Regions from separate parts of the Mus musculus genome. Here region 2 is linked to region 1. A link is a loop called in an ENCODE intact Hi-C map of the cell type or tissue named here. Cell type or tissue: heart. All regions are shown on one strand. Each heading gives the region's core, and the rest is flanking DNA. Links, peaks and the distances in the headings are about the cores only. Region 1 holds the start of Iqgap3 (IQ motif containing GTPase activating protein 3). Region 2 overlaps Mef2d (myocyte enhancer factor 2D).

Evidence for each region. Peaks named below come from ENCODE experiments on the same cell type or tissue, not always from the same donor. Only the 100,000 strongest peaks of a DNase experiment are listed, where the experiment ranks them.
Region 2: it touches region 1 in a loop (2.7-fold over the local background); 9 of 42 quality-filtered maps call a loop at or near these places.

Annotation. Positions count from the first base shown.
Region 1 is chr3:88,079,399-88,095,516 of GRCm38, reverse strand. It overlaps Iqgap3 (IQ motif containing GTPase activating protein 3), which reads right to left and starts at 13,466. Exons shown (of 38, transcript NM_001033484.1): 1 at 13,425-13,466; 2 at 11,499-11,586; 3 at 9,211-9,367; 4 at 8,162-8,239; 5 at 6,547-6,623; 6 at 5,789-5,856; 7 at 5,587-5,700; 8 at 5,201-5,379; 9 at 4,703-4,781; 10 at 3,883-4,046; 11 at 3,018-3,105; 12 at 770-933. The coding sequence starts at 13,461. In heart, for the core only: no CTCF peak of the experiment used is centred there; no DNase peak of the experiment used is centred there.
Region 2 is chr3:88,151,119-88,167,236 of GRCm38, reverse strand. It overlaps Mef2d (myocyte enhancer factor 2D), which reads right to left. Exons shown (of 12, transcript NM_001310587.1): 2 at 11,375-11,559; 3 at 10,712-10,915; 4 at 9,066-9,203; 5 at 7,905-8,115; 6 at 7,645-7,701; 7 at 5,856-6,046; 8 at 5,436-5,456; 9 at 4,150-4,279. The coding sequence starts at 11,428. Among named protein-coding and RNA genes, the nearest start is that of Mef2d, 17 kb to the right of the region's middle. In heart, for the core only: a CTCF peak has its summit at 9,116 (motif pointing right); DNase peaks (open chromatin) are centred at 4,816, 8,046 and 9,146; H3K27ac peaks cover 915 bases.

The DNA of each region.
Region 1 (16,118 bases), core at 3,238-11,237:
TCTGGCGCACTCTACCTGTATTCAACAAGGAGAGCTGCAAAGGACAATAACGACTGCTGAGACTTGGCTAGGTGCTTCTCTAGGCACACACACTAACTCACGGAGTCCTTGGGGCAATCCTATGAGATTGCTACCATTTATGAAGAAACGGAGAAGCAGAGAAAGTAAGCGGACTGCCAGTGTCACAAGTCATACTTAAACTCTCAGGTCCATAGCCCTCAGCGCTCTGCTGTCAACTCTTGTGTTTCTGTCCCACGGCTGCTGTCACCATGCCCTTGCTGAAGATGAGTGCTGTGTGCAGGTCGTGTCCACAGTAAATGTTCTATGGAGGGAGTCACTGTGCAGTCTCTTCCAGGTGCCTTCCCAGACTTCCTCTAGCACTGCTTGCTCTATTTTCCTGGTCCTTGCTGTAAAACCTACATTATTCAGCCTCCATCACTTTCTCTCTGCCTCTGCCTGACCCCCTGGGAGCACTCTAACTCCTGCAGCCGACAGGGATGACTCTAAGGAGAGCTCATGCCTCACTATCAGAGAGCTGTGTGGACAGGAGTTAGGTGGGGCAGCCTAGTGGTTAAAGCACATCCTACCAATCAGCTGAGCCCCCTGAGCTCCTGAAGCAGGAAACCAGCGCTCACCTAGTAGGGCTGTTGCTGGCACAGTGTGTGCAGCAGCTCTGGCTGCCATGATTTCTATCATTCCTAACATCCTGATTTCTGGCCATCCAAGGACCAGCTATCCCAGCAGCTGCCTGGGACCCCCCAGAGCTTACCCCCTGTTGCTGCTTCTGGAGGAGAGCCAGCTCTTGCTGGTAAAAAGCAGAGGCAAAGGGGTAGACTCGGGGCAGCTGGGCTTCAGGGCACATGAGCTCCTTCACGGTGTCAGCAGCCACTCCCCTCCGGATGGCTTTGTTGATCCTCCACACAGCCTGGAGCACTGCAGAGGAGGACAGCAAGAAGCCACACAGGCTGAGTGGTCCCGTTATCTCGGCTGTCCTTACCAACCAGGCTCTGCTGGGACCTCTAAGGGAAATGGCTTTGTGACGCTTCTAGAAAGCCATTCTACTAGATTCAAAATGCATTCCTAAATGTTCTGCAGGAAAGGGGGATGGGGCACTTTAAATGAGAGGCTCTGTGTAAGGCAGCGTGGTAGGCCCAGGAGCTGCGTACATAGCTCAGAAGGCAGCAGAAAGTGGCTGTCACAGCAGAGGCAAGTTCCTAAGGCAGCGAGAACAAGATTGACAGGTGGCAATGGCGCAGAACTAAGATGAAGTGAGTCAAGGGGCTCTAGGGACCAAACCCTAGTGACAGTGAGAGGAATAAAGAGCCAGCTCCATTTTAGCTCCATTTACACCACAGCAGGTGGAGGAGGCTAAGAGCAACCATGGCACACAGTGTGGTTAGAGTTTATCCACTCTGGGGCCAGTCAAATACCAGCAGAAATGGACACTGGCTCCAAGGAGCACGCACCCTTGGGAGGAGGAATAAGGATATGAAAGGACACAGTTCTAGAAGCAGCTCCATCCCAGTGCTATGGCCGTGTTGATGAGGAAGGATTCTGACTGAGAGCAAGCAAATGACTTTACTGACGCCTTGGAGACAGCGTTGGAGATGTTTCACCGGCTTCTGACAGGTGAAATGTGGGGGAAATGAGGCCCAGAGGCCAGGGACTGAGAAGGAATCAAGGAAGAACAAGGGAGACCAGGCAGTGGTGGTGCACACTTTTCATACCAGCACTTGGGAGACAGGATCTCTGTGAGTTCAAGGCCAGCCTGGTCTACAGGCTTAGTTCTAGGACAGCCAGGGCTATACAGAGAAACAATCCTGTCTGCAAAAACATGACTAATAAACAGACAAAAAATGAAAAGAAAAAAAACCCCAAAGTGTGGGATAAAGAGTTAAGGAGCCTGCCGGGTGGTGGTGGCACACACCTTTAATCCCAGCACTTGGGAGGCAGAGGCAGGCGGATTTCTGAGTTCCAGGCCAGCCTGGTCTACAGAGTGAGTGCCAGGACAGCCAGGGCTACACAGAGAAACCCTGTCTCAAAAAACAAAAACAAAAACAAAAAAAAGCAAAAAAACAAAAAAAAGAGTGAAGGAGCCAGGGCTGGAGAGACGGCTCAACAGCCCAGAACACTTGATGCTCTTGTAGAGGCGAGGATTCAGTTCCTAGCACCCACATGGTGGCTCGTAGCCATCTGTAACTTCAGTTCCAGGGATCTGATAGCATCTTCTGGTCTCCATGGGTACTGCAGGCATACAGTGTGCAGACATATATGCAAGCAAATCACTTATAGACATAAATATATAAAAGCAAATACATCCTCTTACCACCCCCACCCTCCACGGGGTATCTCTGTGTTGCCTTTGCTTGTCTTCAAACTCAGAGATCCTCCTGCCTCTACCTCCCAAGTGCTGGGATTAAAGACATGCGCCGCCACCCCACCCCCCAAATAAATCTTAAAAAAAAAAAAAAAAAGAGTAGATGAGCAGGTTGGGAGTGGTGGCTCACACCTGTAACGGGAGCACTCGGGAGGTGTAACGGGAGCACTAAGCTAACAGTGTCACTTGTGCTCCAGGCCAGCATGAGCTACACAGTAAGATCTGATCTTATCTCAAAAAACAAAAACAGAACCTAACCAAGAACAGAGAGCTGTACTACTGAGAGATCTGCGCCAAGATCACCCCTGGTGCTCAGGAATGAAGTGAGCTCACAGGACCCTGAATTGGAAATCCTTACCTGAGAAATCACATTTTAGAAGCCAAAGAAATATAAACAGGCATAAACAGAATTAGAAGCCAAGTCCCCAGAAGGAGCCTAGTCCTGATTGACAACAAGATGTCATGATCTTCCCTTCGACGTGTCCCTCCAGGGGGTGCAGAGGACAGAGGGCATGAAGGGTAAAGTTCCTTGTCGGGCTTGGAGCTGGATTTTGGGAGTTTGCGTTGTCCAATACATATGCCAGTAAAGGGCCAAGACACATTGGCAAGGGCCAGCAGCCCCCACCCGGAGATGACTTACTAGTTTGCTCTTCATCCCCCTTCTCATTGGCTACAGCCACACCAGCCTGGATCTCCTCCTTTTCTAGAAGTCTCACCAGGCCCAGCTCCTGCAAGAGGGCAGAGGTGCAGGAAAAGAGAGTTCCCAGGTCATGAATGAATATTGGGACCTGCCAGGCCTCAGTCCCGCCTCTCCCTTCAGGTAGGAGGACCTGGCCTACCTATCTCTAGCACTCTAATTGATTCTTAACCCCGCATACATCTAAAATAACACCAAAGCATTAAGAGCTGGAGAGTCGGCTTCCAGGCTAAAGTGCTTACCACAGAAGTAAGAGGCCTGGGGTCTGAATCTCCAGAACCCTTAGAAACCTTGCCTGTAATTGTAGCCTCAAATGCAAGAGGCAAGTCTCCCGGATCGAGCTGCCTAGCAACACTAGGCAGACTGGTGAGCTCTGGGTTCAGTTACGAGAACCTGCCTCAGTGAATAAGGTGGAGGAGTGCCTGGGGATGACTCCTGACACCAACTTTGGAGCCCCCTATACACATGCTCACACATTGGCCCTCCCTCGTGGGCACACAACTATAGACATACACCCATACCCTGGACATATATACACGAAAAAAAAATGTGGGAGAGGGGTCACAGCATTGGAAATAAAATTGATAAATCAAGATCCCAATTCAGCAATGGGAAGCATATGGTTACCTAATGGACTGGCCTGGTCCTTCCATCTCCCTCTGAGGGACTCTAAATAGACCCAGACAGCCCGCCTGGTCCACAAGGCTTTGCGCAGTGACTCAGTCATTTAGATATGGAGTCAGCGATGACATGCACGTAAGAGGCCATTTCCCACCCTAGGGGGAGACAGGTGCTGGCCAGAGCGGACCTGTGATTTCTGCTCTCGGTCTGAAGTCAGCTGTTCCAGGTACCAGTCAGCAAAGGTTCCTCTCACCCCTTGTAGGGCCAGGACAGGATCGTGAAGGGCCTCAAGCAAGGCCCCAGGGTTCTGCCTCTCCAGAGCGTCGTCAACAACTTCCAGTGCCCCCTGGACTGAAAGACAGAACATCTCCAAGCGTGTGGCAGCTTACCCCTATGCACCCCAGCCACTCCTGGAAATGTACCTTCTTCCGACCTCCTAAAAGTCGTTTCTGTCCTTGACCTCTAACACAGAGGGCCATGTGGGCCAGCCTCTATCTTCCTCTTGCTCTTCACAGCCCTCCTGTCTAACTGTCCCAGACCCCCCGAGAACACTCTGATCCGATCAGACAAACGAGTGGAGCCTTCAGGTTGCTCCTCTGCCCGCTGCCTTCTCTACCCCATCGACCCGCATCCTTCCTTCTTTGCTTTCTTCCCTCTTTCCTGTGCTTTTGAGAAAGTCCCACAATATGGCCCTGTGAGGTCTTGAACTCTGAATCTTCCTGCTTGGCCTCCTGACTGCTGGGATCACAGGTACGTGGTATTATTATTACTGAAGGACCTGAATTCAATATCCACCCCCAGGCCCGGGAGCTGAAAGCCTTGCCCATTAGCCTCTGTCTTAATAGCTCTCCATCCCCACAGGATCTCTCTGGTAAGAACCTCTCTGCTGAGGCCAGAGAGCAGGACACAGCGTCCCTGGCCTCTGATCTTTCCCTAGGGCAGGCTCTGGCTCACATAAGGCCATGAGGCTGTGTAGAGCATCCCAGGCTCTCCCAGTCATCTGTTACCGTTGGCGAGGTTGATGTGGCCCTGGATCTCTGCCTGGGTGAGGCAGGATTCATAGATGTCCTGCTCCTGACCATCGTCCTGCAAAAGCGAGATGGAGAGAGACTTGAGATGGGGAGGTGCGGGGGTGGGGTGGGGGGGTGACAGCACAATCTCTTCCTCCCTATCCTTGTCATTTCTGCAGACTGACAGCCAGCCAGGCCAAGACCAGCCTGCTGAGGACTGAGGAGAACGTGGGGTCTACCCCCAGACACCAACAATTAAGCCAGTCGGCCTGTAGACTCTGCAGTCTGGCCTCAGGGCTCATGTTTCCTTCCAGACCCACTTCAGCTGCCTGAGGCTCATCCCTCCAGCCTGCTCCCTCACAGAGATCACCCTCCAGCTCCTCTGCTCCTTCTCAACGGTCCCCCGAGGCAGGACAAAGCACAGTCCTAGTTCCCGCTTGAGACTCCCTAGGCCTCTCAACTTCCTGGCCCCTATAACCCAAGGTTTCTCCTTACATGATTCCTGGCATTGGCCGCCTTCTCCATCTTGGCTAGGGCCAGCAGCTCTTGGTAGACAGCTGCCAGAGGTTCTCGAAGATTCCCCAGGAGAGCATTGGGATTCTGCAAGGTGACCAGAGTGTCCTCTACCACCCCTCGCTCCACGGCATCATTGATGGCCAGAATAGCTGCATGGACTTGGAGGGGTAACACAGCAAGGTCAAGAAGCCAGAAGGGACCCAGACCAGAGCACAGTTGGCCGAAGCACCAGGGAGCTTGACCCCCTTGCCTGTGGATGAGGTGCCAGATCCCTCCCAAGGGCTATGAAGCTTGCAGTGGCGCCCCCTCCCCTCCATGCTGCCCCATGCTCCCACATCCTACCCAGGGGCAGAGTCCAGCCCTACCTGCAGCCTCATCGGCTGAAAACTCATTGGCCAGGATGCCCCCGATCTTGCTGAAGGCCGGTAACTGGAGGCCATATTTGGCCAGTTCAGAGGCGATGTTGCCGAGTTCCTCAGCTGCAATGACGCCAGGGATGCTCTTCATTAGGCCTAGAACCCCCAAGCCCCTGCTTAGTCTATGGACAAAGGAAAGGAGCTGGCTTACCTGTGAATTTCACTTTCCCATACAGGTCATGGATCTGTGGAGCCAATCCCAGCCGGAAGAGGAAGAGACTGGGAAGGACAGAAGGTATTAGGACATTGGGATGTACTAACCTCCACACCTTGACCACAGGTGTGTAAAATGACGATGGAGACCCAGAGGTGGAGAGCACTTAGCAGTTGCCCTCCAGTCACTCCAGTGCATGGGAATAGCCAGCCAAGAGCCACAGAAGGAATAAAATACCATACAAGTCTCTATAGCTGTGGCAGCTCCACAGAGGGCACGCTGCAGCGGAAGTCACAGTGGAGACAAGAGGAAGATTACAGCAAACACAGCCACAGAGGCCAGAAATGGAGGCAAAGAAGGGTCCGGGAAGAGAGGGCGTGAAGAGGTGACACTGAGGACCCGGGATCTGGCCAGGCCCATTCTATGATTCGGCCAACTGTAATGCCTGCCTGTGAATAGAACCAAGTAGCCTCCCATGCTGGCACTAAGTGGCTTGCACGAGCTGCTCCTGATGGGCCCTTGTTCTGACTCATTCACGTCCAAGTCATGGCTTCATCCTGCTGTTCCTTCATTTGCAAGGCACACACACACACACACACACACACACACACACACACACGTGCTCACGAGCACGCTTATGAACGTAAATACCCAAAACTGCTCAGTCGGCTATCGCCCTCCCTCCTTTCTACAGCATTGATTGCTCTTGGCTGATCCAGGTAGAGGAGCCTGGCTGACAAGTCAGGCTGTCTCACCTGAGAGCGTGAATGCAGTAGATCACCCGAGGCATGTTCTTTTTGTCATAGATGTCTGTGGTCTCTGGGAGGAAGATCTAGAGGAGAAACCAGACAATTGCTGCACATTGGGAAGAGCGGCACCAAGGAGGGCTGTGCAATACAGCTTCCAAGCTGGCCTAGGGAGGGAGGATCATGTTGAACAATGCATCCCTCTCCAACCAGAGCTGGGAGTGCCTGCAACCCAGGCTTCTAAGTCAGTTCCTATAACCATTCCCATTTAGTCAGATGTCAAAAAGGCTTACTAAGTAAGCCAAGACGCAGCCAGTTACATAGTCACAGAGTGTTCAGGGTCAGCTGACCACTAGATGGGACCTCTGGAGCTACAGGATGCAGGCTATAGTCTCCTGTAGGGAAATCAGGTCCCAGGCACTCAGCCCGAGTGAGTCTGGTCCTTGACCGGAGATTTTCACCACATAGATAATGTACTCTGGGCCGTGCGCTTAGGCAGGGCTGAACAAGGCATGCATTGCTATGACCCACAAAGGCACCAAGCATGCCACGCTGTTTTTCAAGCCAAGGGCCTCTGATCTGCAAAAACCTCTAAGAAATGAAACCTGGGGCTGGAGAGATGGCTCAGTGGTTAAGAGCACTTGCTGCTCTTCCAAAGGAAGAGGTTCAACCAAAGGACCCAGGTTCAATTCCCAGCACCTACGTGGCAGCTCACAACTCTCTGTAACTCCAGTTCCAGGGATCTGACACCCTCACAGAGACACATATGTAGGCAGAAAACCAATATACATAAAAGTAAAAATAAATCAATCGATCATAAAACATTATTATTAAAAAGAGAGAGAGAAAGAAACGAAACATAAGCTTAGTACATCCTATGTTATAGTCAGCTTAACAAGGGACCAAAGCTAGAGAGCTGTCCCACTTACACCAACACAGCATACGCCCACCACTGCTTCTGTCTCCTAAAATGTCTCTCTTAAAAAATAAAAATAAATAAAAATAAAAAAAATGGGGCTAGAGAGATGACTTGGTTGTTAAGAACACTGGCCACTCTTCCAGAGTTCAATTCCCAGCAACCACATGGTGGCTCACAGCCATCTGTGATGCAGTCTGGTGCCCTCTTCTGGCATGTAGGTGTACATGCAGGTAGAACACTCATACATAAAATAAATAAATCTTTTTTTTTTAATTTTTTTTTAAAATATGTAAAAGTGTCTTGCTTATATGTATTCAAGTGTACCACATGCCTGCCTGGTGCCTATAAGAGTAGAAGAGGGAATAGGGGTCCCTGGAACTGGAGTTCCAGATGGTTATGAACCAAGTGGCTATTGGGGAATTGAACCCAGATCCTCTGTAGATACAGTAAGGGCACTTAACCTTCAAGCCATCTCTCCAGCTGCCCTTTCACTTTTTTTTTTTTTTTTGGTTTTTCGAGACAGGGTTTCTCTGTGTAGCCCCATCTACACTACACAGGGGCGCCACGTGACAGTACTGATGAGCCTCAGTCCAGGAGACCTTCCCTCCTTTCATTAATAGGGAGGTGACAGCAGAGACCTAACAACCTAGTTCAAAGGCCCAGAGTCCCCCGAGGAACTTTCTCTTAGATCACATGGAGTCTTACCGAAGGCAGACCGATGTGGGCTACCGCAGAGAGCCAAAAGTTGATGTTGTCCGTGTGCCGGAAATGCAAGCCAGTCGCCTGAAAGGGAGGAAAGAGGGAATGTTTTACCGGTCTCAGGACTCCCTATGGGAGGAGCCCAGATGCCAGCTTAAGTGGGGAGGAAGGATAAGAGGATCCAACGGATGCTACCCTGTGGATTCTCTGCCCCATGGAACAGAAAAATAGTGGAAACCACCAGAAATGGTGATCGGGCTGGACAGTGGGGAGGCAGGGACAGAGAGGGCAGTGCAGTAAGGCTTCCAAGCTGGCTCAGGACAAGAGGCTCGAGCTGGTTAGAGCATGAAGAAGAGACTTGGGGCTGGAGAGATGGCTCAGCGGTTAAGAGCGCTGACTGCTCTTCCGAAGGTCCTGAGTTCAAATCCCAGCAACCACATGGTGGCTCACAACCATCCATAATGAGATCTGACACCTTCTTCTGGTGTGTCTGAAGATAGCTACAGTGTACTTACATATAATAAATAAACAAGTCTAAAAATAAAAAGAGAGACAAGAAGAGACAAGCAAGACCCTTCAGGGTGGCAAAGCCCACGAGCCTCGGAGTGTGCAGTGTAATTAGAAAAACCTCCAGCCATTTGTACCTCAGGGCACCTTATGGCCCAGGCAGCAGGGCTCCATGCTGTTAGGGGAGCACCCACATGGCAGAGAGATGCTAGTGAATAGATACTAACCACATACAATTATTTATACTTCTTTTCATCCTCAAAAATGACTGTATATGGACTTTTTTGTTGTTGTTTTTTTGAGACAGGGCTTCTTAGTGTAGCCAGCCCCTGCTGTCTTGGGACATGTTTTGTAGACCAGGCTGGCCTCAGCCTCAAACTACAGAGATCCGCCTGTCTCAGCCTCCCAAGTGCTGGGATGAAAGCATGCATGTCACGGCCAGCTCATATATGGACCCTTAAATGACGTGGTCCCATACCCTTATAGCTGTGAAAAGGGGCATCTTGGTGGGGGAGAGATGGTAAGGGGATAGATCACACTGTGTCCACCTGGTAGCGTAGCTGCTCCACGTCGTAGATCTTCTTCAGGGGGACCACAGAGGGTGCAAAACAGTGGCCCAGCTTGGCCAGTAGCACTCCATTCCGGAGGCTCTCCTCCAGCTCCACAGGGGAAGGAAGCTCCTCCTTCAAGCACACCTCCATCCAACTATGAACAGGAGAGCATGTCTTACCCACTGGCAGGCCACACAGGTCCTTGCGCCTGCAGGATCTGCCCATCCCTTTTGACCTGACACTCCATCCCTTCCCTACCCTATTGGCTTGCTGATCCCCAATTTCCCCAGGCTGCCACAGAGGCCTGAATAGGCCAACCCTTTCCCTCATTCACCTTGGAAAGCCTCCCTGGGTGGCTCCCATACCTGCCTGCTGTAGCTGGTCTTTGCTACTTTACATGTTCTTCTTTTTTTCACCCTTTCTCCCCCTCCCCCTCCCAGTTTGATGGGGGGGTGGGGGAGAGAGATCTCTTAATCTAATTTCTTTTTAACTATGGCTATTAACAAACTACAACCAACCCCCATGAACAACCATCACCAATGCCTCTTAAAGCCCTCACTCTCTGAAAAGGTCCCAGAATTCCAAACAACACGCAATGGCAGAAACTATATGCAGCTGTTGAAACCACGCCTCTGCTAGAGCAGGAGGCAAATCATAGTCAGCTGTTGTGGGCAGTCAAAGCACACCCCCCCCCCCCCCCCGCGCGCGCACGCACGCACGCACACACACACACACACACCCCCCCCCCCACCTGGGATAAAATGAAAGCACAGTCTTACAATATGTCTGTATTTTTATAGAAAACAGCTGAGCATGGTGGGACATGCCTTTAATCCCAGCAGAGGCAGAGGAGGCAGAGGCAGAGGGATCCCAATGAATTCCAGGCCAGTCTGGTCTACAAAGCAAGTCCAGGACAGCCAGGGTTGATTACACCAAAAAAATCCTGTCTCAAAAAAACAAGACCAAACCAAAAAACCCAAAATTCTAAAACTGTCACTACAGCCTGACTTCATGGAGGTATAGCCAGACTCTTACCCTGATGTGTAAGGTAACCTCTCACTTTGTCTGGCTACACACCTGACTCAAACCAAATGGGCTCTGCCATTTCTCTCATTGTTTATGGTTCTGAGAACTTAGGTACAGAAAGCTCATGTCTGATGAAATGATTTCCTCAGTTCACCTCTGAGACTCCACTGCATTCTGTAGAAATGAGGCCAGCATCACCGGTCTTCAGTGGGCAGCTGCCAGGATCAGGGAGCTATCAGTCTGAGCACACTTTGAATATAAATGCATTTTACTGCTGGAGGTTATACAAGTCAGGCACAGTGACTCCCTAAACAGACTCTCCAGATATTGAGGTCTACAGATAGTATGTTTCCAAAGGGAGCCAAGCAGATCTTATTTCGAGCTGTCCTTGCTAGACATCTGATTTCCTATCTGCTTCATCCTATCTTCTTTTTGGAAAACATTAACAGAGACTATTGGCTAAGAAAAAAAAAGGGGGGGTGGCGCTGGAGAGATGGCTCAGAGGTAAAAGGTTCCAATTCTGATTCCAGCATCTGAATGGCGGCTCACGCATCTGTAACTCTAGTTCCAGTGGATCTGATAACCCCTCTGGCCTCCAAGGGCACCAGACATGCACACGGTACACAGACAAACATATAGGCAAAACAATCATATACATTAAGTTAAATTTTAAAAACAAATTTTTTTAAGGAAATAAAAAGGGAGTGGAAAATGACTCAACAGGTCAGAGTGCTAGCCACACAGGCATGGGGGCCTGAGCTCAAAGCCCTGCACCCACATAAAACCCCAGGCATAGCCACAAGTACTGGTGACCCCAGCAGCCTAGCTCCAGGTTCAGTGAGAGACCTTGTCTAAGGAAAATATGGCGTCTTCTATTGAGCCTGAAACTAATCAAGACTTTGTTTTGTTTTCTTTTTCGCTTTTTTTTTTTTTCTTCTTTCTGAGACAGAGTTTCTCTGTGTAGCCCTGGCTGTCAGGGACCTCTGTAGACCAGGCTGGCTTTGAACTCAGAGATCTGCCTGCCTCTGCCTCCCCAGTAGTGGCACTTTACTGAGCCACCTCCTTTGGGCTGACCTTGATTTTTTTTTTTTTTTAATCCTCTTACCTCCTAAGCACTGAGACTACAGGGGTGTGGTCTCATGCATGGCTAGACAAAACTATTTTAACTTGCCCTTTCCAGCAGCACAGCCCCTTGTCTGTTTGCATTTGCTCTGGGGACAGGTGACTGGAATCAGGTAGGAGAAGTGGACCCTGCTTACCGCTTGGCTTCCTCCAGCCGGCAGAGGTACTGATAGGCGACATTCTGTCGCCTCTGCTCATCCATTTCCTCAGCTGTGAGGCGCTCATCTAAATCGTGAGGGGAGACAAGGCAAGGAATGCAGCGTTAGATAGGAAACCCAGCACCCACGCTGGGCTGGGCAGCTCACAACTACCAATGCCCACTTCTGGCTTCTGTGGGCACCCATACACACAAGGTGTATATTCACACAGACACGTGCACATAAATAAAAATGGATCTTGGGCAGTGGTGGTGCATGTCCATAATCCCAGCACTCGGGAGGCAGAGGCAGGCGGATTTCTGAGTTCAAGGCCAGCCTGGTCTACAGAGTGAGTTCCAGGACAGCCAGGGCTATACAGTGAAACCCTGTCTCAACAAAAAAAGAAAGAAAAAAAAATCTTCAGAGACAAGAATTTGAGGCCAGCCTGGTCTACAGAGTGAGTTCCAGGACTACACAGAGAAACCCTGTCTCGAAAAACCAAAAAATAAAAAATAAATAAAAATGGATCATAAAAAAACCAAAAACCAAGACAGGGACCTCAGCTCTGAACATATTCCCTCAGCAGTCCCCTCAGAGCACAGAAACCCTCTCCGTGCCCCAGTTCTTCCCAGTGTACCCATTATCAGGGAGCATCCTGCAGCCTTCTGTACCAGAGACATTTCCTTGTCTCCTATGCAGCCAGTCATCTTCCCATCTTTCTCATGAACCCCCTTCACTGTCATCCTTGGGAGCATGGCTGACATCATCAACCATTAGCGCAGTCATTCATTCATGCCAGACCTTTCTGGGCTACGGAGTACTCCTATTTTGCCTTAGCCACAGTCTTACTACCTCTCTATGTTTTTCATGGGGAACACACTATAAACATAAACACGGGACAGCTGCGCACAGGAGCAACGAACAACCGAGCTCAGAGAATACGCAAGAGACAGCATGGTCTCTCTGTCTTTGACTGGGCACTCCAGTCATTTTTATTCCTTATCCCATTTCCTCATCTTGGATATCCTGCAGTATGACTTCAGGAAGGGCTGGGCTTATTTGAATTGGCAGTTCAACAGACACACGCTTCCAAATACAGATTTGAAAGTGCTGGCCAACAGCAGAAAAATCCCCTGATTGCTCTGAGGGAGTTTACAAAGGAACAAGAGTTGGTTGTTGAAGCATGGAAAATAAACCAGTAAGTGAGTGACATCACCTCAGAGTTATGAATTGGGAACTCAGCGAGGTGGAATGGGAGGGGCCTTGAGCAAGGGAGGCGCTAGCCTCCTGCCTGCACACACGCCCACATACCAGAGTGTCTCAAAAACAAACAAACAAACAAACAAACAGGTTTCCTGGAGCTTCCGTTCCTTCATGAGGTGGATGGACATTGTTTTTCATTCAGATGGTCAGGTGGAATCCTTTCCACCCTCCCCACCAACCCGAGTTTTTCTCAGCCCGAGTTACCATGTTTCAGGTAGCCCAGGCTGTCCTCTCTATACTATGTAGCTAACAATGACCATGAACTTTTGACCTTCGGCCTCCACTTTGCAACTGTTGGAATTACTGGAGTGCGCTGCCAAACCGGCCCTCCGGGTTCTGCATTTTAAAAAAGCGTCCAGGTGATCAGGCGTCAAGTCATTTGGGAGGCAGCGTCTCAATGCGGAATCCCGTCCCGTGGCACTTTTTGGCAAATACAGTAACTGCTGAGTTTTAAGGGGCCATTTAGATCATCTAGACTCCTCCACCCTGGAGCCCCAGAAACTGGGAAAAAGGGAGTGCGCCCTTTGAAGGGTTTGCAGCTCAGTTACCTGGAGCACACTTCGGCGAATTCCCGGGGGAGCAGTGCTCCGGGCAGCCAATCCCGCGAAAACCAAGCCCCGCCAGCAGCACCCCGCTCCACCCTCAGATCCTTCCCGCACTCACAGGCTGTCCGAGCTCGGCCTGCCGCGCACGGCTCCATGTTCCTTCTCCTGCCAGTTTTGAATCTCCCGCCGCTGGGACACCACCCCTCACTGCGGTCACGCCGGGATGGGACGCTTCCCGTTCGTGCCGCAGGGAACCCTGGGTTTTGTAGTTCCTCTTAGAGATCGTGAGCTAGCTTAGGTCAGTTTCTTGATTTGCTTTCTCTAAGGCCCCGCTGCTCATCTGGCTTTTTAACAAATAGTCCTTGCAGCTGCCCTTCCTTTCACTAACCTGTCCTACTTCCTATAGAATTCCTGGGCCTCCCTGTGTGCTATTTGGTGTTTTACTCTGAACTAGATGACAAATGCAGGGATATACATGTTCTAGACTAGTGCTGTTACAGCAACAACAGATAGCACAGTCAAAAGCTTGGAGGTCTATGCCGCACAGAGGGAAAGATCCACTGCAGTGGAGGCAGAGACCTTCCTAGTGAAGGCTTCAGCTGATCTTGAGCAGGACAGAAAAACAGATTAATTAAAAGGGTGTGGGAAGGGAAAGGAGGTCCCGCCACCATGGAGTCTGGTTGAAATCGCCAGCTAAGGGTTGGGGCTGGAGAGATGGATCAGCGGTTAAGACCACGGGCTGCTTTTCCAGAGAATTCGGGTTCAATTCCCCGCATCCATATAATAGCTTACAACTGTCCCAACTACAGCCTCAGGGGGTCCGACATCCTCACACAAACATACATGCAGGCAAAACACCAATGCACATAAAATAAAAGTAACTAAATAAGTCATTTTAAAAAAAAAGAGAGATGGCTCAGCAGTTAAGAGCACTGACTGCTCTTCTGAGCCACCAACCACATGGTGGCTCACAACCATCCATAATGAGATCTGATGCCCTCTTCTGGTGTGTCTGAAGGCAGCTACAATGTACTTACATATAATAAATAAATAAATAAATAAATAAATCTTTAAAAGAAAAAAAAAAAAAACTTCTCCTGGAGTGGCACATTCTTTTAATACTAGGGGAGGCAGAGGCAGGAAGATCTCTGTGAGTTTGAGGCCAACTCTGGTCCACAGAGCAAGTTTCAGGACAGTCAGGGCTACACAGAGAAACAGGGTCTTGAAAAACAAACAACAAACAAAAGACTTCCTACACAACTAACAAAGTCAATGTGAAGATTATTTATAGAGATAATATTCCTTCTATACAGAAATATTTCAAATGACACAATATGAGGAATAAATATGACAACACTTTATACACATATATGAAATTGCTCCTTTTCTCCATTTTGTATACTCCAGGGTCCCCTGTCCAGGGAATGGCCCCACCCACAATTAAAAAGGGTCTACCTAATCAATTAACATGGCCAAGATAATCTCTCACAGGCAAGCTCTTTTTTTTTCTTTTTTCTTTTTTGTAATAGTGAAGGACTGGCTATAGATCCTCTTTGAGTGTCTGGTAGAATTCGTCTGTGAATCCATCTGGCCTTGGATTCTTTATTTAGCTCCTCTTGTCTCTCTAACTTCTGGAGCCATTCTTTCTGATCCTTTAATACAGGCATCTTATAGATTCCCCCTGTAGGGCTGCTTTCCATGTGTGCCAGAGGTGTCCTTGGTTTAGTTACAGGGAGATTGATTGATTGATTGATTTCTTCATTAACTCCAGTGATGAGTTGTTAAATCTCCATGAGTTTGCATATTGACTAGAAATTTTTGGTGTCAATTTCAAGTTTTATTGCATTGTGTTCTGATAGGATATAAGGAGTTATTTCCATCTTCCTGAATATATAAAGACCTGTTTTGTGTCCCAGATATGGTCTACTTTAGAAAAGTTTCCATGCCTGGCTGAGTGGAATGTTCTGTAGATGTCTGTTAAGTCCATTAGATGTATGATGTCAATGAATTGTGTTTCTGTTTATTTTTTGTCCAGATGACACAAGAAGGGTACTGAAATCAGCTATTAATGGATTGAAGATAATTTGTCTTTAAATACAGTAGTAGACTTTTAAAAATGAAATTGGGCACCGCAGAGCTGGGTTTAGAATAGTGACATCTCTTTGGTTAATTGTCCCTTTGGTTAGGATGAAGTGTCCCCCTTATCTCTTTTGACTTGTTTTAGTTTGAGGTGTTTTGTCAGTTATTAGGATATTGATACCTGCTTCTTCCTGGTTCTGTTTGATGGAGTACTTTGTCCACCCTTTTAGCAGTGCCTATCTTTACAGCTAAGATGCATTTCTTGGCAGTAACAGATAGATGGATTTGGGGAGTTTTGTTTGATTATTTTTAAATTTTATTTATTTTATTTATAAGAGTACACTGTAGCTGTCTTCAGACACACCAGAAGAGGGTGTCAGATCTCATTACAGATGGTTGTGAGCTACCATGTGGCTGCAGAGAATTGAACTCAGGACCTCTGGAAGAGGAGTCAGTGCTCTTAACCACTGAGCCATCTCTCTAGCCCCTGGCTTTTGTCAGTCTGTGTCTTTTGAAGAGTTGATTCCACTGGCATTTAAAGTTATCATTGAAATGTATGTGTTAATCGTGACCACGTTGATTGTTGGTGCTGCTTGTATTGTCAGTGATGTGGAAGGAGATTCGAGGACATGGTGGGTGTGGCACTGAAGGGAACTGGATGCTGGTTCAGAATGACAGAGGATCTGGGAGAGAGCCCCTTAGGACCTTGGCTGAGAACACTTTCAGGCCCTCC
Region 2 (16,118 bases), core at 4,191-12,190, 71 kb before region 1:
GATTAAAGGCGTGTGCCACCACTGCCCAGCCGGCATATTTTTTTTAACAGGGTAAAAGGACAAGCGGTTTTTAAGATATCATCAGTTTTAAAACCAATCATGGCTGGGCGGTGGTGGCAGAGGCTGGCGGCAAATTTCTGAGTTCAAGGCCAGTCTGGTCTACAAAGTGAGTTCCAGGACAGCCAGGTCTATACAAAGAAACCCTGTCTTCAAAAACCAAAAACCAAACCAAAACAAAAAATCAATCATGTATAAGTATTGCTTTCATAAGGGCAGTTACAAAAAAGAAATGGAGAAGGGCCCAGTATTGATCCAACTGCAGTCTCTTCACCCGCCCAGCTTCAGGCAGTGGAGAGGCAGCAGGGAGCTCTGAGAACCCTAGGGTAATGGGACCAGGAAGCACAAACACTCTCCCTTCTGCCTTGGCCCCACATGGGCTTAAGCTCCCATACAGACACAGAGGAAATGGGCCGACATCCAGTCTTCATGTCCCTGAAGCAGAAAGGGCTTCATTCAGGGCCTAAGCTAGGGCCAAGTGACTTAGGTTCCGGGAGACTTATGGGGTACTTCCTGTCTAGGCACTGATCTTAAGGTACTGTGATGTCTGCATTGTTAACAAGTGACTTGTTAAGCACCTCACCTGCTAGTCACACAGCTCTAATATGCCTCGTGCTGTACTGTTTGAGGTATTTAGAAATGCCTTCCCCAAGAGCCATAAAGATGTGTACACAGTGGGAGGACATGTTAGAAAGATATGTACTGTCCAGTCCAGTCACCCAACCTATGTTCCATTGTGAATCCAAGGTCACTTGCTCTAGCCCTGTTTGTGCAGGAAGATGGCTTGACCTCTGCAACATTTACGGCTGAAGCCATGACAGACTCTTGGCAGCCTCCCCACAGTCACAGGCTGTGAGATCCTGGACAAGTGCTGACTGTCAGGAGCAGAGACAGCACGCCTTCCTACAGCACAGCCCCCAGGAGAAGCAGGTATGGCAAAGCCATGTAGGACAGCAACGCTATCAGGCTTCTGGTGAACTCCAAGACTTACTAAGCACCAATGCTCACATGAGACAGTGCAGCCTCAAGTTGGAGGAGCTGCCTGCTGCCTGCTCACAGGAAAAGCTAGGCTAGTTAGTTGGCAGCACTCATAAGCCCTGACGCCTTGTCCTTTATTTATCGAATTTCTGCCGTGCCAGGGGTGGAAGGCAGCCCTGCACCACAGGGCAAGCACCCACCACTGATCTACCTGTGTCACAGCCCTCTCCATTTTTTTGTTTGTTTGTTTTGAGACAGGGTCTCACTATCTATCCCTGGCTGACCTCAGTATGTAGGCCTGAGTGGCCTTGAATCCATAAAGATCTGCCTGCCTCTGCTTCTTGAGTGCTGAAATTAAAGGTATGCACCACCATGCCCAGCTTTCCCCACCACCTTTAAACTTCACTCTAGTTTACTAGTTCTATTTATTTATTCCCCCTAGATTGATTGATTGATTTCTTTCTTTCTTTCTTTCTTTTTTTTTTTTTTTTTTTTTGGTATTTCGAGACAGGGTTGCTCTGTGTAGCCCTGACTGTCCTGGAACTCACTCTGTAGACCAGGCTGGCCTCGAACTCAGAAATCCACCTGCCTCTGCCTCCCAAATGCTGGGGTTAAAGGCGTGCGCCACCACCGCCCGGCTCCCGCTAGATTTTTTACACATAGTTTATTTTATGTGCATTGGTGCTTTGCTGGCATGCACATCTGTGTAAGGGTGTCAAACCCGCTGAAACTAAAGTTACAAACAGTTGTGAGCCACCAGTGAGTGCTTGGGAGTGAACCTGGGTCCCCTAGAAGTGCTCTTAACCACTGAGCCAACTCTCCAACCCCCTGGTTACTCATTTTAAAAACTAGTATAAATGCAAAATGTGGCCTCTGGGACTAACTGTATTCTGTGCTTATTTTACAAACAAGAAAATCAGGCCCAGAATAGGTCAGTGCTTTACCTAAGGACCTCAGGGGAGAAATCAGAACCCAGCTCTTAGTCCTGCCCCATCCCAGCACTGGAGCTCTATCCACTGGGAGGGTTATTTCCTACGGGTCAAGAAGTCGGTCTCCAGGCCACCCGGCTACCTCCTTAAGCTGCTCTTGTAGTCATCACAGACAGACCTCTAAGGTAGTGTCCACAAAGGCCAGGCCCTTCTCCTCTCATGCAGGATACTACCATAGTAGATCGCCTAGCACCTACTGGAATTTGGCTCACATCAGATGTGGTACCCGAAAATGTCTGCTGCTGACAGAAGTCTGCTCAACTACTCCTGTAGCAACAGCAACTGGAGCTTTCGGGCCAAAGCTGCTTTCACACCCTAGAGACACAAGCAGGCCACGAAGAGAGCCGAGATGAACTAACTTCCCTCCTACTTCACAAGACTGAATGGCAAAAGCACAGGCAGCTGCCATGGTAGGATTCCTAAACGAACAATGCCCACTTCCCCATTAGACTCAGAAAGTTGGTTTTTCTCCTTGTCTTGGGAATGGTTGACAGGCTGAGGGAGCTTATCACCCTCTTACCCACCTATGTGCCCTGAACCAGGCCTTCAGGCTGCCACTTCTGAAGCAGCCAGCCCCTCCTCAGCCTCAAGATTCAATAACGTGGGAGTGGGTATGTTGTGAGGCAGCCAAGGAACTAGGGTCAGAGACATCTGCCCAGAGTCCTCTACAGCCTGGCCCCTGCTGAAGCGTGAAGTAGGCTGCTGCCTGCTCCTCAGCATCTCTCCTGCTGCTGGGAAAGGGCAAAGGTGGGGTCTGTGGGAACTGTGGTGGGATCTGTACCCTAACATGCTTCAGCTCCCAAAGGACTGGCAGAGGTGGAGGAGTTTACTGTCACCACAGAATGGCCTGAATACTGGTCACTCAAGCGTGAGGATCAGTGAATGAAGTGGGAAAGAAAGAGCTTACTGCCACACAAAAGCTCCAAGACCAGGTGACAACACATTTCCCCACTAGCAAGTCCTTCCTGGGCAGACACAGCAGCCTGAATGCAGCAAAGGATGGCTGCGGGCATCACACTGTTCTGGGGAAGGTGTGAGAGGCTGACAGAGCCATGCCAGCTTGCATTATGTCCCACAGTTCTTCCCAGAGGCCTCTGCCATGTCCTTAGGTAACTGCTCACCTTTAGACCTATCCAGCCTTCCCAGGCTTATCCTGCCTCCCACTCACTGCTGTACCGAGCCATCTCTGCTCAGGCAACTAGCCAATCCACTCTGCATCCTCTAGGAAGCTCTGCTGCATTGACCATGTCCCTTCCCCAGCCCCCAAACCATAACTCTATCAGCCTGGTGTGGCTGAGTCATGTGCTCAGCCACCTCTGGTCTGTCCGTCCCCTCACACTGGACAGCAGTTACTCTTCCACAAGAACCTATGCTAAAAATAAAAGATCACTGGTTAAAAGTGAATTTTACCTTAACAATGCATTTTTAAAAAGTATGTCTTTGGGATGCACTTTAGCACAAATAGTGCCTTTGGGATACATTTAAGACTGAAAAAGAAATTGTTTTGTCTTAAGTTCAAATCAAGAATTTTATTTCTGTTTATAAACTTTTAAAAAATGATTTAATTTTTTTATGTGTATATGTTTGTATGTATGCCATATGTGGTCAGGTGCCTGGAAGAGGCTAGAAGAGGGTTTTGGATCAATTACAAGTAGTTGTGAGTAACTGTGTGGGTGCTGGGAACTGAAAGTGAACTCTCTGGAAGAGCAGCAAGTTTCCCTAACTGCTGAGCACTCTCTTTAGCCCCTGTTTTGTTTTTTGAGACAAAGTCTCATGTAACTGAGCTGGACTTTAATTCCCTGTGTAGTTGAGGGTGACCATGAACTTCTGGTTCTCTGGTCTCCACCTCCTTGGTGCTCAGATTACAGACAAGTGCTACCACATCTGGCTTATAAATAGTGCTAGCAACTGAACGTAAGGCTTCATGCCTGCAAGGTAAACCCTTTCTTTACCAACCGAGCTCCACCCCCAGCCCAGGATTCTGTTTTTATGTTTGATCTACTAATTACCACACTAATTAGTGAAGGACTTTCCTCAGATTGGAAGGAGCATCCAGTGACCATCTCTGGTCACTTCCCTGCCCTATGCACAAGAGCACAAAGTACCAAGTTACATCAACACTCACCTGTGTTGTAGGCAGTGGGCATGGAGGAGAAGGGGAGGCCCTGGCTGAGTAAACTTGGTGTTGCCACGGAAACCACTGGGGTGGTGAGCGAGTGGGTAGACTGGGAGACCCCAAGGCGCTGGGCATTGTTCTGTAGGAGAAAACTGTCTGTCAAGAGATGGCAAATGGGAGGGCTGTCTCGAGGTGGTCAACCTATACTGCATCTGAACTAGGTCCCTGAATTCCAAGGGAAGGTACCATAGCATGGAGGCCCACAGACTCACTAACACAGTTGTTGTGTTTGAAGGCCTCAAGACTCACAGAGAAAAACATGCACACACAGATTCACTTGCATCTGCACCCAACAGACAGGAAGGCATGGGAGCAGCCTGGAGCTCAATGTGAACCCTGCCCTGGTACCTGGGTGGAATGATAGAAGGAAGAGATGTGGTCTCTCTTGGGCTAAGACCACTAGAGTCTCCTCTGTACCCATTACAGTAGCAGATGTCCCAGGAGATGTATACTGGCATCTGGGAATGGAACGTGGGATCTGGGGTGGCATGTGATTGCATGTATGCACACACGTGTGTAGGGCTGTCAGCTCCATCTGCTGCTGAGTCACTTGTTTATTCCAGCTCCATGCTGGGGCCGAGGCTGCCGGTGTGTTGGCCGCCAAAGCCTGCTTGCCTTTTCCAGCCTTTCTGGCCTCCTGTCAGCAAGCTGGGGAGGAAGCACCCTCCTCTTTCCTGGCTGATGATGAGTGTAAGCACAGGAGGGGCTGTGCACGTCTCTAAGTGCCTGTGAGATGGGCTCGGAGGAGGACGGGAGTGAACAGGCAGGCAGAGAAGTCCTTGCTAAGGACAACTCCATTAATGACAGCCTCTGGCCTTGGACTTTCCTAGATTTTCTTGTAAGGATTAGGCTTGTGTCTTGGATTCCAATGTTGTGTGGGCCTATGTGGAGTCAGGAGGCCAATGGAAACTAAGGGCTTAATTCAGGTATCTGCTGGGGCCTCAAAGGGCCGTGAATAGCCTCATGCTCTTTTCTACATGCACACACATACACATATATGAATAAGTGTGGTAACATATAAATATCCATGCACACACAGATGACACATGCATGCCATGTCCAGCCCTTCCCGCTACCCCATTTACCTTAGTATCCCACTCAGCTCTATGCACAGCTCCTGACAACCACATTAAACACACAGGGAGAAGACAGGTACATAAACTCATGCTACAGACTGAATAACACTGGGCAAAGCTGGAACTCAAAGACACTGTTAACATCTTAGCTGCACTTACCAGATCTAAATGGTCCTCAGTCTGGGAGCAGAAATAAAACCAAAAGGAAGGTTCAGGCTATGGCTCCTGCCCTTCCCATATGGCCACCCCAGTCCCCCTATTTGCCTAAGAGCAGAGTGCTCTTTGTGGCCCAAAAGGATATCTAGATAGTCTGTCTATCTGATAGCCATAAACTGCTGTATCCTGGCCTCCATCAGCCAGATATCGTCTGCCAGTCCTTATTCTCATGGTGCAGTGTGAATTCCTTTTACCATCTTCATCATACACCCTTTTCTCCTATCTCCTGTTCATTTTTACTGCCCTCTGGTCAGCACTGCTATGGTCCAAAGGCCCTCAAGAAGTCCTACCTGCTACTAACCTTCATTTTCTTGCTTTTATTCCCACCTCCCAGACCCTGCCAAAGCCCGGAAACACACTCACCAAATGATGCATTAACCCTTTGCCTCCCTGGGAAGTGATGACCCGCAGATCAGGCTTGCGGCTGGGGGCTCCAAGCTGGGTGTTGTGGGTGGGTGGGGGCGGAGACTTGGCAGGGATGACTTTGTTTAGGCTGTTGCCATTGGCCACAGGGAGGAGGCCAGGGGAAGCTCGGGCACTGACATAGCCATTCCCTGGAAAAGTGAGATGAGAAACGAAAAATGGTGGCCTGCCTCTGTACCTGCCAACTGCCCCAGACAAGCATATCTGTCACCTGGAGGCTCTCGGAGGCATGCCAGCATTCGACATGGATGCTGCCTGCCTGTCACTGCCTAAAGCCTTGGCTCCCAATCACTTGACATAAGTCAGCCTCCAAGCCACAGTGATAGAACCAGAGGTAGAACTGACACGCAACCATTGCCACTGCCAGCCCCAGGCACTTAAAGAGAGCCCTGCAGCCATGCTTTCCCCAAGCCTGGCACTCAGACCCCTCCATAGGCTTCACACAGGATGCATGACTCGAGTGGGAAGGGTGGCAGGCTGTGACCACCAGAGCCAGGCAACCATTTAGACTGTTTCCTTGCCAGGAACTGGAACTCTGTGTTTTCCATCAGCACAAGGCAAGCTGCTTGCCACCATGGGGAAACAGGCCACTGACTGTTGGTAAAGGTGTTGCTGGCACTGGGGGCTGGCGATATGGTCACTCCCATAACTAGACCTGGGAAAAAGGCATCACAACTTCTACATTGGCTCTGCACTCTGCCATGTCCAGGTCTTCTAAACACAGTATTTCACCCATGCTCACATCAACCCTGTGAAGTGCATGGGATGGACTTTTTGTCAGTTCTGGGAACATGACATTAGAGGAAGCATGACACTAGCTGAGAGAGCTGTGGTGACTTCTCCACAACCATCCAGGGCCATCTTACTGAGGTCCCAACGCTGAGCTCCAGGGCCTGTGAGCAAGGCCTGGAGAGAAGGTGTATGCCTTCAGTCTACAGTCTCATGGCCCTAGTGCACAACCACTTCTACAGTACCCTCACGCCCACCCACCTCACACAGGACCCATAATGACCAGACAGGAAACAGGTAGCACTTGGCTGAGACTGAGCTGGAAGAGCCTGAGGTTCAGGAATGTAAGTTGTCCCCACAGTGAGAAATTTCACCTTTCTCTGTCTGCTACAAGCACATGGTTACCCTCAAAGTGTGTTGCTGTTTCTATCCCAACTCCAAGATCACTCTGGGAATGGCAAGAATGACAGGGTGACGTCAATGGTGACATTAGAAGGAGGTCACTAGCCAACAGCACAGATCAAGAGTGGCTAGCTGTGTTGGGGCCCAGGGGCAATGGTGGTTACTTCCTATAGCTCTAGTGTGAATGCCTATAGGTACACATCTGTATGGTGACTCCATAGGAACACGGAGGCCTGTGTGCACGGTGGTGTTTGGGTGCCTACCATTTGTTGAGACAAGTCCTGATCCCAACAAGATGCCCCATTTTAATCTGAAAATGCTAGACCCTGGCCAAGTATGATGGTGCATGCCTTTGATCCCAGCACTCAGACAGTAGAGGCAGGTGGATTCTATGAGTTTGAGGGCATCTTAGTCTATATAGCAAGTTCCAGGCTAGCAAGGCTACATAGTAAGACCTGTCTCAAGAAAAAAGAAAAAAAAAAAAAAAAACAAACAAACAAGATGGGGTGGGAGGCTAACATCTTCTGATGCATCCTGCTCAGGCCCTGTTATTTCCCTCCCCTGGTCTGAGCCACCCTGTGGAGGCAGCTACACTCACCAACGGGGCTGGGGCAGGCTCCATTAGCACTGTTGAGGTCTCCACCCAGCATGGCTCCTGGGAGAAAAGCAGAGCTACCATGAGCTTTGTCTTGGGACAGGACAAGAAGAGGGGTCTCTGAGGAGTCCTAGGCCTTTTCCCCTCAAGAGTCATACACATACAGAAACGCTGCAAAGGGAAGACCCTCCACTGAAAACAGAAGCCCAGAGCCCCTCCACAGCTCACTCTGACCTCAGGGACTCACCCTCCAGCCCACTTACCTGCACTAGCAGGCCGCTGGGGCAAGCCTGGAGAAACACTGTTTCTCTGTAGTGCTGGCTGCTGGGGGGACAGGAGCCGTGGGTCCGTAAGGGATGATGTCACCAGGGAAGGAGTGACCAGAGAGCTACTTGGATTGCTGAACTGCATGGAGCTCTGATTGGACACGGGCACTGTGACAGGCATGGCAAAGTTGGGGGCCGGAACAGATGACTAGACAGGAAGATGGAGGGTAATGTCACACCAGGTCAGTGTCTCCCCCATACCCGTTTTGCCTGAGGGTAGACACAGAGTTCTTTGGTTCCTGAACTATATCTCCAAAGGCCAGAAGCTTGGGCTCCCTGCCTTCAGCCCTTTGGTAGTCCTGCCTACCTCCCATCAGAAAGGTAAGAGCACTTTGCAATACAGCTCTGACCCAAGGCAAGAGAGGCAGGCTCTGCCCACTGCAGGTGGGACTGGATACCCCCAGTGGAGGTGGGTTAGTCCTCAGCCAGGCAGGACACACTGGGAGCAAGTTAGTGCCCTGGGTACAGACCCGAACTCGCATAGTACTGAGGATATGGCTTCGCTAAGTGGCCACCACCTTCTGGCCTGCGTTAAGAGCAGCTCAAGCCCACCTTTCTACCATCCCTTTAGTAGTTCCGCTTCCTTTACATAAAGCTGAATGACTGAGGCAGGGGTGCCAAAGCACCCCAAGGGGGATCCCCCAAAACAGTGGGACAAAGAACTCGCTCCACTCCCTTTCCCTCCTGAGACTGCACTTTCTGCTGGGGAGAGGATACTGCAGGTCTCTCTAGTTTATGCAAGAAGAACTTTACAAGAGGGTTATCAAGACCAAGGTCAGGAGTTCCTCAGTGGTCAGTACCAGCTCAAGGATGGCTCAGCATAGTACATCCATCAGAGGCAGCCGAGGGCCGGGCAAGGCTGAGTGAAGCCACACCATGCAGCACAGGAGGCTCTCCTCCATGCGACTACTCACGGCCAGTCTATAACTCTGCATCATCTTATCAAACTCCTCGTCTATCTTTTTATACTTCTCTTCCGTCTGGGGGGTCAGGGCAAACGCCTCGTCCACCTCGGGGCTCTCACACTCCCTGTGCTTCTTGTGCAGCGCCTGGGGGAGGGGCCGGAAGGGGGCCAGAGAAAAGGTGAGGAGGGCTCACCCCATAGCGCCTGAAGAGCCCATCCAGCTCCTCACTGGCCCGCCGGTACTTGTCCTCCAGCAGGGGGCTCTGCTCCAGTGAGTCCTCCCCATCCGGCTCTGGGCTGTCACAGCCGTTGAAACCCTTCTTCCTCAGGGTCTGCAACCGCACACTCAGTCAGCCAGCCGGCGATGGCCCTCGGGCATCCTCCAAGCTCCTCCCCCAAATCCCCTACTCTTCTCCAACCTTCTCTCCCGTGGTTCCCAGATGTTCTAGTCCCCCTCCCCCCCCAATCCCCACCCAGAGCCATCCTCCCCTCCCTACAGCGTTCCCTGGGGCAGGCATGCTACACAGCTGTCTAGGGAGAAGCCAGGTCCTGCCGGCTCCCTAGAGAGTGTGCTTGGGGGTGGGGACTCTGCCCATGCAAACCCGAGGTTCTACTTAGATGAGAGAAACTGAATGGAGACAGGAAAGGACAATACAAGAAAGCACAGAGGACCCGCACTCATTGAGCTCTTTGCTCTCTACCATCTCAGACCCAAGCTACCCTCGGTCACTCAAAACTTTAGATACCTGCCTTCTTTTTTTAAAATCAAATCACATCTATTTATCTATTTATCTATTTATCTATTTATCTATTTATCTATCTATCTATCTACCTACCTACCTACCTACCTACCTACCTACCTGAGAGCATGCTTTGCCCTGGAGTGCATGCACACACATGCACATGCTGTAGCACATATGGGAGAGGACAACCTGCAGGAGTTGGTTCTTCTTTCCACCATGGGGTTCCTGAGAATTAAACTCAGGCTTGGCAGTAAGTGCCTTTACCTAAAGCCATTTTGCCAGCCTTTGCTTCATTTTAATTTTAATTAATTAATTAATTAATTTTTCCCCCCCAAGACAGGGTTTCTCTGTGTAGCCCTGGCTATTCTGGTACTTGCTCTATAGACCAGACTGACCTTGAACTCACAGAGTGCTGGGACTAAAGGTGTGTGCCTGGCTTGTTTTAATTTTTTAATATTTTATCTCATGTGTGTATGTTTTGCCTGTATATATGTGTACCACATAAATTCCTGATGCCCAGGGGGTCAGAGGAAGGAGGACCCCACCCCTGGAACTGTAGTAATGAGCTGCCATGTGGGTGCTGGGAATGGAACTCAGGTCCACTGGAAGAAAGCCAGTGTCATTAACCTCTGTACCCCAAACTGGCAACCTGGGGTAAGAGGCATGAACTGGGTTGACTTGTTTGCTCACAGAAGAACACTTAGGCCAGCACTGCTCCATCTGCAGAGTAGCCAGACCACCTGCCTAAAGTCACATGGCAAGGAAAGGCCAGAGCCCAGTCCCTTAACATTTCACAGATGACTCTGAAACAGAGGAAAGAGCCACACAGACCCACAGAGGAACAGGACGGAAAGGAGACGGAACAAAGAGGGAGACACAAGAAAGAATAACACAGAGGATGAAGGAAGGAGGAACTAAAAGAGCATACAACAGCAGGACCTCCTCAGACTGGCAGATCACAGACTGCCTAAATTAAGCTGAGGCCTGGTGTGGCTGTATGTCTCATGCCTTTGCTGTCAGGCCCCTCCTTCCTTGGACCCTGGGTTCAGGAGAAGAGATGGGTTTACGCATGGGCAGAGGTGGGCACAGGCGCGCACCTCGATGATGTCAGCATTGGTGCGGCTCTCGTGTGGCTCGTTGTACTCGGTGTACTTGAGCAGCACCTTGTCCATGTCGGTGCTGGCATACTGGAACAGCTTGTTGGAGTGGTTGAAGATGATGAGCGCGATCTCGCAGTCGCACAGCACACTCAGCTCGTAGGCCTTCTTCATCAGTCCAAACTTCCGCTTGGTGAAGGTCACCTGCAGGAGAGCATCGTGTGGCCAGGTCTGATAAGAGTCCCCCTGCCCGTAGACATAGCCTCTACCTACCCTAGCCACGGTTGATGGAAATCCATGGTCTAGAAAGGAACAAAATAGCACCAGAGCCAGCCTCAGACAAGAAAGGAGGCCACACGTCTGTGTGTGCAGTGGGCTGAGGAGAGCAGCACACCTCCCAGTTGAGGAGGGGGAGAATTCTTGCTGAGATGAGGAAGCTGGAGGTATGGCAATGGTGTGGAGCCCTGGCCCATCTCAGGCCAGTGAGCTAAGAAGGTACACCTCTCTCTAAGTGCTCCTCTCTCTGCTTAGACCCACTCTCTATTGGAACCTCCCATGAGGCTCTGGGTTGCCAAGAAAACTCTCTTTTAGAACTGGTCATGGGTGACAGAGCTGGCTCTCTGTCCTTGCTCACCTACCACAAGGGCTCTGGGACCTCCTCACCTGGCGGTTCCGTTCATCAGTGATTCGCTGGATCTGAATCTTTTTCCTCCCCATCTTCTCCGGGGGTCCTTAGTGCCAGAGAGGAAGGGGCTGCTGGGTGGTGATCAGGAGCCTCACACTGTGCTCATGAATGTCTGGGGACTAGTGATCAGTTCATGGTCTGCAGAACACCTATGCACAGCCTCCTGGGAGGGGTCATAAGAGGACTGTTAGACACCCAACCTCCCAGCCTGGTTTAGGATGTAGGCCAAATTCATCACAGCCTGTGAGAGACTGGTGGCAGCTCTGCCCCATCCCCAAATTGCAACAATATTGGCTATAGAGGAAATGTCCCCCTTCCCCATACCAGATACAAGTTGGGTTCCCACTGGGACCAGGGCTTAGTCTAGGTTGATTCCCCAAGTCACTGCTGTACTTGGGCTTTAGGTCACACAGAAGATACGGGGCTCTGAAGGTCTGCTTCTTGGAGAGCACCCACACCTGTTCTCTATAGAGCTTGTTGGGCTGTATTATGCACTGTATTGTTGTACGCTGCCGACCTCCTACCCACCACACAACCTGGACTAGTGGAGGCTCCTAAGTGAGAACATATTGAGCTAACGCCTTCCCAGACTGCAGGCAGCAGGCAGAGAGAGGATGCTCGATGCCTGTAAGGGTGAGTGGCGTCCCAGTCCAGGTTGTCACCACAGTCCTTACTTACATGGACTCAGAATCTGGGGTCAGTGGAGGCTGGAGTTATAGCGTGCACCCCCTAGTCAGAGCTTGTGTACATGAGTGTGCTTCATTTGCTCAGCCCAAGTACAGTTCTGTTTGAAGGGTGTTCTGCTGCTTAGACAGACAAGCTACTTTTGGGCCAGAGGGCAGCAAATGTCTTTTCCAGAACACCTTACACTGGGGACTGAACCCAGTAGTCTTACACTGGGAAGGTGCTCTGCCTAGCTGCATCCTCAACCCCCATTTTTATTTCTTTTTTTTTTGTTTGTTTTTTTCAAGACGGGGTTTCTCTGTGTAGCCCTGGCTGTCCTGGAACTCACTTTTAGACCAGGCTGGCCTTGAACTCAGAAATCCGCCTGCCTCTGCCTCTCGAGTGCTGGGATTAAAGGTGTGCGCTACCACGCCCGGCCCCATTTTTATTTCTTGAGCTAAGGTTTTGTTAAGTTTCCCAGGCTGGTTTATGATCCTCTTGCCCCCACCCACTGATAAGCTATGGTCACAGGCCTATATCACAAAGTCTGGCTTTTTTCTCTGATTACTGCGATGCCAAGAGTGGAAGCTAAAGTTTCACATTCCCTAGGTAAATGCTCCACTTTGGAGTTACTCTGATTCAGGTAAGAGTTTCTGTAAAAGGCAAGAGAGTCAGCGCTGCAGGCTGTAAATTCTTTTGCACTGTTTAAGCTCTGCTACAAGCAGGCAGCCTAACTGACAAAGACAATGGGAGAGTAGGTGGGTGTGGTAGCTAAAGTCTTTAATCCCAATGCTTGAGAGGCAGAAGCAGGCATCAGTGACTTGAAGCCAACCTGGTCTACATAGTGAGACCCCAGCCTTGACAAAACAAACCTAAATAAATAAATAAATAAATAAATAAATAAATAAATGGATGGGGCTGGTGAGATGGCTCAGTGGGTAAGAGCACCCGACTGCTCTTCCGAAGGTCCAGAGTTCAAATCCCAGCAACCACATGGTGGCTCACAACCATCCTTAATGCAATCTGATGCCCTCTTCTGGAGTATCTGAGGACAGCTACAGTGTACTTACATATAATAAATAAATAAATCTAAAAAAAAAAATCAATATAAATAAATAAATAAATAAATAAATAAATAAATAAATGGATGGATGGATGGATGGATGGAGAGGGGAGAGATACACAAAGAGGGTATACTGAGGAAACTGAAGAACTGGCTTAGCATTTAATTAAGAGCCCTTGCTAGTCTTGTAGAGGACCTGGGTTCAGTTCCTAGCATCCATTTGGAGGGTTACAACTATCTGTAACTCCAGTTCCAGGGGGTCTGACGTCATCTTCTGGCCTCCACAGATGCTGCACATACATGGTGAACAGACACACAGGCAAGGAGGTAAGAGGTTCCTCAGCAATAGCTGAGTACCAGTGGCTGCTGAGTGGAACCTCTGCCTTTCTAGCTCATTCCACAAGGCCTAAAGGTTACAGAGTAAGTGAAGTAGTTAGTTCACTGGTTACCTGACTATATAGGATGGGGAAGGGGAGGTCTAGGCTTGCTTAAGATCATCACAGATTGCAGGACTGCCCCTCACGCTTGTCTAGCTTCCACTCTAAGCATCCAGAGAGAGCATCTCGGCTCCCTTGCCCTAAAGGAAGGGTAATTTGTCTGCATGTATAGAAGGTCACCAAAAGAGGGAACCAGCACCTCTCCTCTTGCTCTGATATCTGAGGAGTTCCATAGTCCCTGGCCTTCCTCTGGTCACTCCCCACATCCCAGACCAGCAGTGGCAGCCTAGAGCTCTGTGTGGCCCAAATCTGGTCTCTCTCCAGGTCTGTGACCCAAATCCCTGCCCAATCTACTGTAGGGGCTCCATCCAGAACCTCCAGGCTTTACTATAACTCTCAGAGCTACCCACAACTGCCCTCCTTGGGCTGGGGAGCTGGGAAGGCACAATGGGGAAAGGGCTACGGTAAATTGGCCTTTTTTAGGTGGGTCTCTCTGGCTCAGCCTCGGAACTCCAATCTAGACCCACAATGCGGGGTGCTCTGACTCCCCACTGGCTAGGTAGCTGTCTTCCTTCTTATCCCTTTCTTGTTTCCTGCTCTCCACCTTCAGACCATGAACAGATTCTTTTTGTTTATTTTTCTTTGTTTTTTGAGACAGAGTTTCTCTGTGTAATCCTGGTTGTCCTGGAAATCACTTTGCAGACCAGGCTAGCCTTGAATTCACAAGAGTTCACAGGCCTGCCTCTGCCTCCCAAGTCCTGGAAATCACTTTGTAGACCAGGCTAGCCTTGAATTCACAAGAGTTCACAGGCCTGCCTCTGCCTCCCAAGTGCTGAGGTGTGCACTACCACCACCCAGACCATGAACAGTTTCTTGATGACAGAACCTCTCTCCTGCTTATGGCCAGTGCCATCTCCTAGTGAGCTGTCCCAGTGTTTTCACAGTTTTCCAAAAATCTAACCCAACAATCTTTCTAGCATTATCAATTGTGCTTCTCCTATGAGCCCGGTTCCCCAAGGTTAGAGATTCATGAAGCAGGAACTGAATCTGTCTTTTTACTATGCTATGCCTGTAGAAAAAGCTCAGGAAATACCTATACAAAGAAAATATTATGAGCCTGTAGAAGTCCTTCCTGCAGTCTAATCTCTGTCTGCCCTGCTATTCTCACTGTCCTCTGTGGAATTAGAACCTTCTACCAGCTGCCCTCAAAGCCTATTGGTTCAGACATCACCAACTCTCCAACCAACCCTGCCACCCTCACCCTCATCCCTCCCTACACTCAGCTGGCTGGTGCAAAGGGTGAGACTCTAAGTCTTCTAAGGAGCAGCCCTGAGCACATGGAGATGGAGAGGATGGGGTTGCTTAGGCAACTGTCGCCTGGCAACCAGCTCCCTGGCTGATCTCCTACACTGCCCCCCCATCCCTGCCGCATGCTGGGGGAGCTAGGATATGAGAGAGATCATGGCTGAGAAGGCAAGGAAGCCAGAGAGACCTAGTGAGCATCCTTTATCAGACGGAACCTGTCTGTCTAAGAGGCCAAGCCTCAACAACCCTGACTTGCTCTATACTAGCTCAGCCATTTATAACCCCATGCCTCCCAGGGTCTCTCTCACTCACTCTCTTCCTCTGCCAGGACTACCCTGCCAGAGGACAGATCCTGCCTTGGCCAGTCCTTCCTCCTAGCTAACCATAAACTCTCTTACAAAGCAGGCTCAGTGCCCTCTGCTGTATGTTCCACATTGCTTCAGGTTCTTTGGAAGCCCTGGGACAAGAATATGAACTCAATCTTCGTCCTGGAAGAATGGTGTTTGGGCTGAGATGGTCACAAAGTACCCCAAACTGACCCCATTCAAGGTATGGAGCTGTCCTGCCCAAACTTGCCCAGTCTTATCAGGAAGTTCTAATGAACACCTGGATCTGCCTAATTAGTCTTCTGCTCAACAACCTAACTAACTGCCAGGAGCCAGAGGCCGGGGCGTCTGCTCTCCAGATGCAGGCTGTGCTCCCACCTAACCTAGCCAGCCCCTCTTTTCTGAGGCTCTGGTCTTTGGGCTGCTGCTCTTCTTCTCTCCTCTTCCTTTCAACCAGACAGGGTTTCTCTGTGTCGCCCTGGCTGTCCTTGAACTCAGTCTGTAGACCAGGCTGGCCCTGAACTCAGAGATCTGCCTGCCTCTGTCTCCTGAGTGCTGGGCTTAGTGGCCTGCACTGGCTGGGCTGCTGCTCTTCTAAGTCTAGTCTACAGCTCTGGGCACTCATGCTGAGGGTGCCAGGCCCCAGGGGCCTTCCCATCCTGACCTTACAGCAGCAATGGCCCTCAGTAGGTTCTAGCTGGGCAGGGTGGTATTACCCGCAGGCTGTGACAACAGCAGCAGAAAGGAGAAAGCACTGGCTGGTGAGATCTGTAGGAAGCCAACAGCAGGGTGGCCATGGGGGCAGGGAAGTCTGGGAGCTAGGATCCCATGGCAACTGGCACTGTTTATATGCAAAAGAGGGGCAAGTGATAAACTGAAGGGGTGCTGGATGGAGGGTCATGGAGACTAGGCCCATCTCCCTACACAC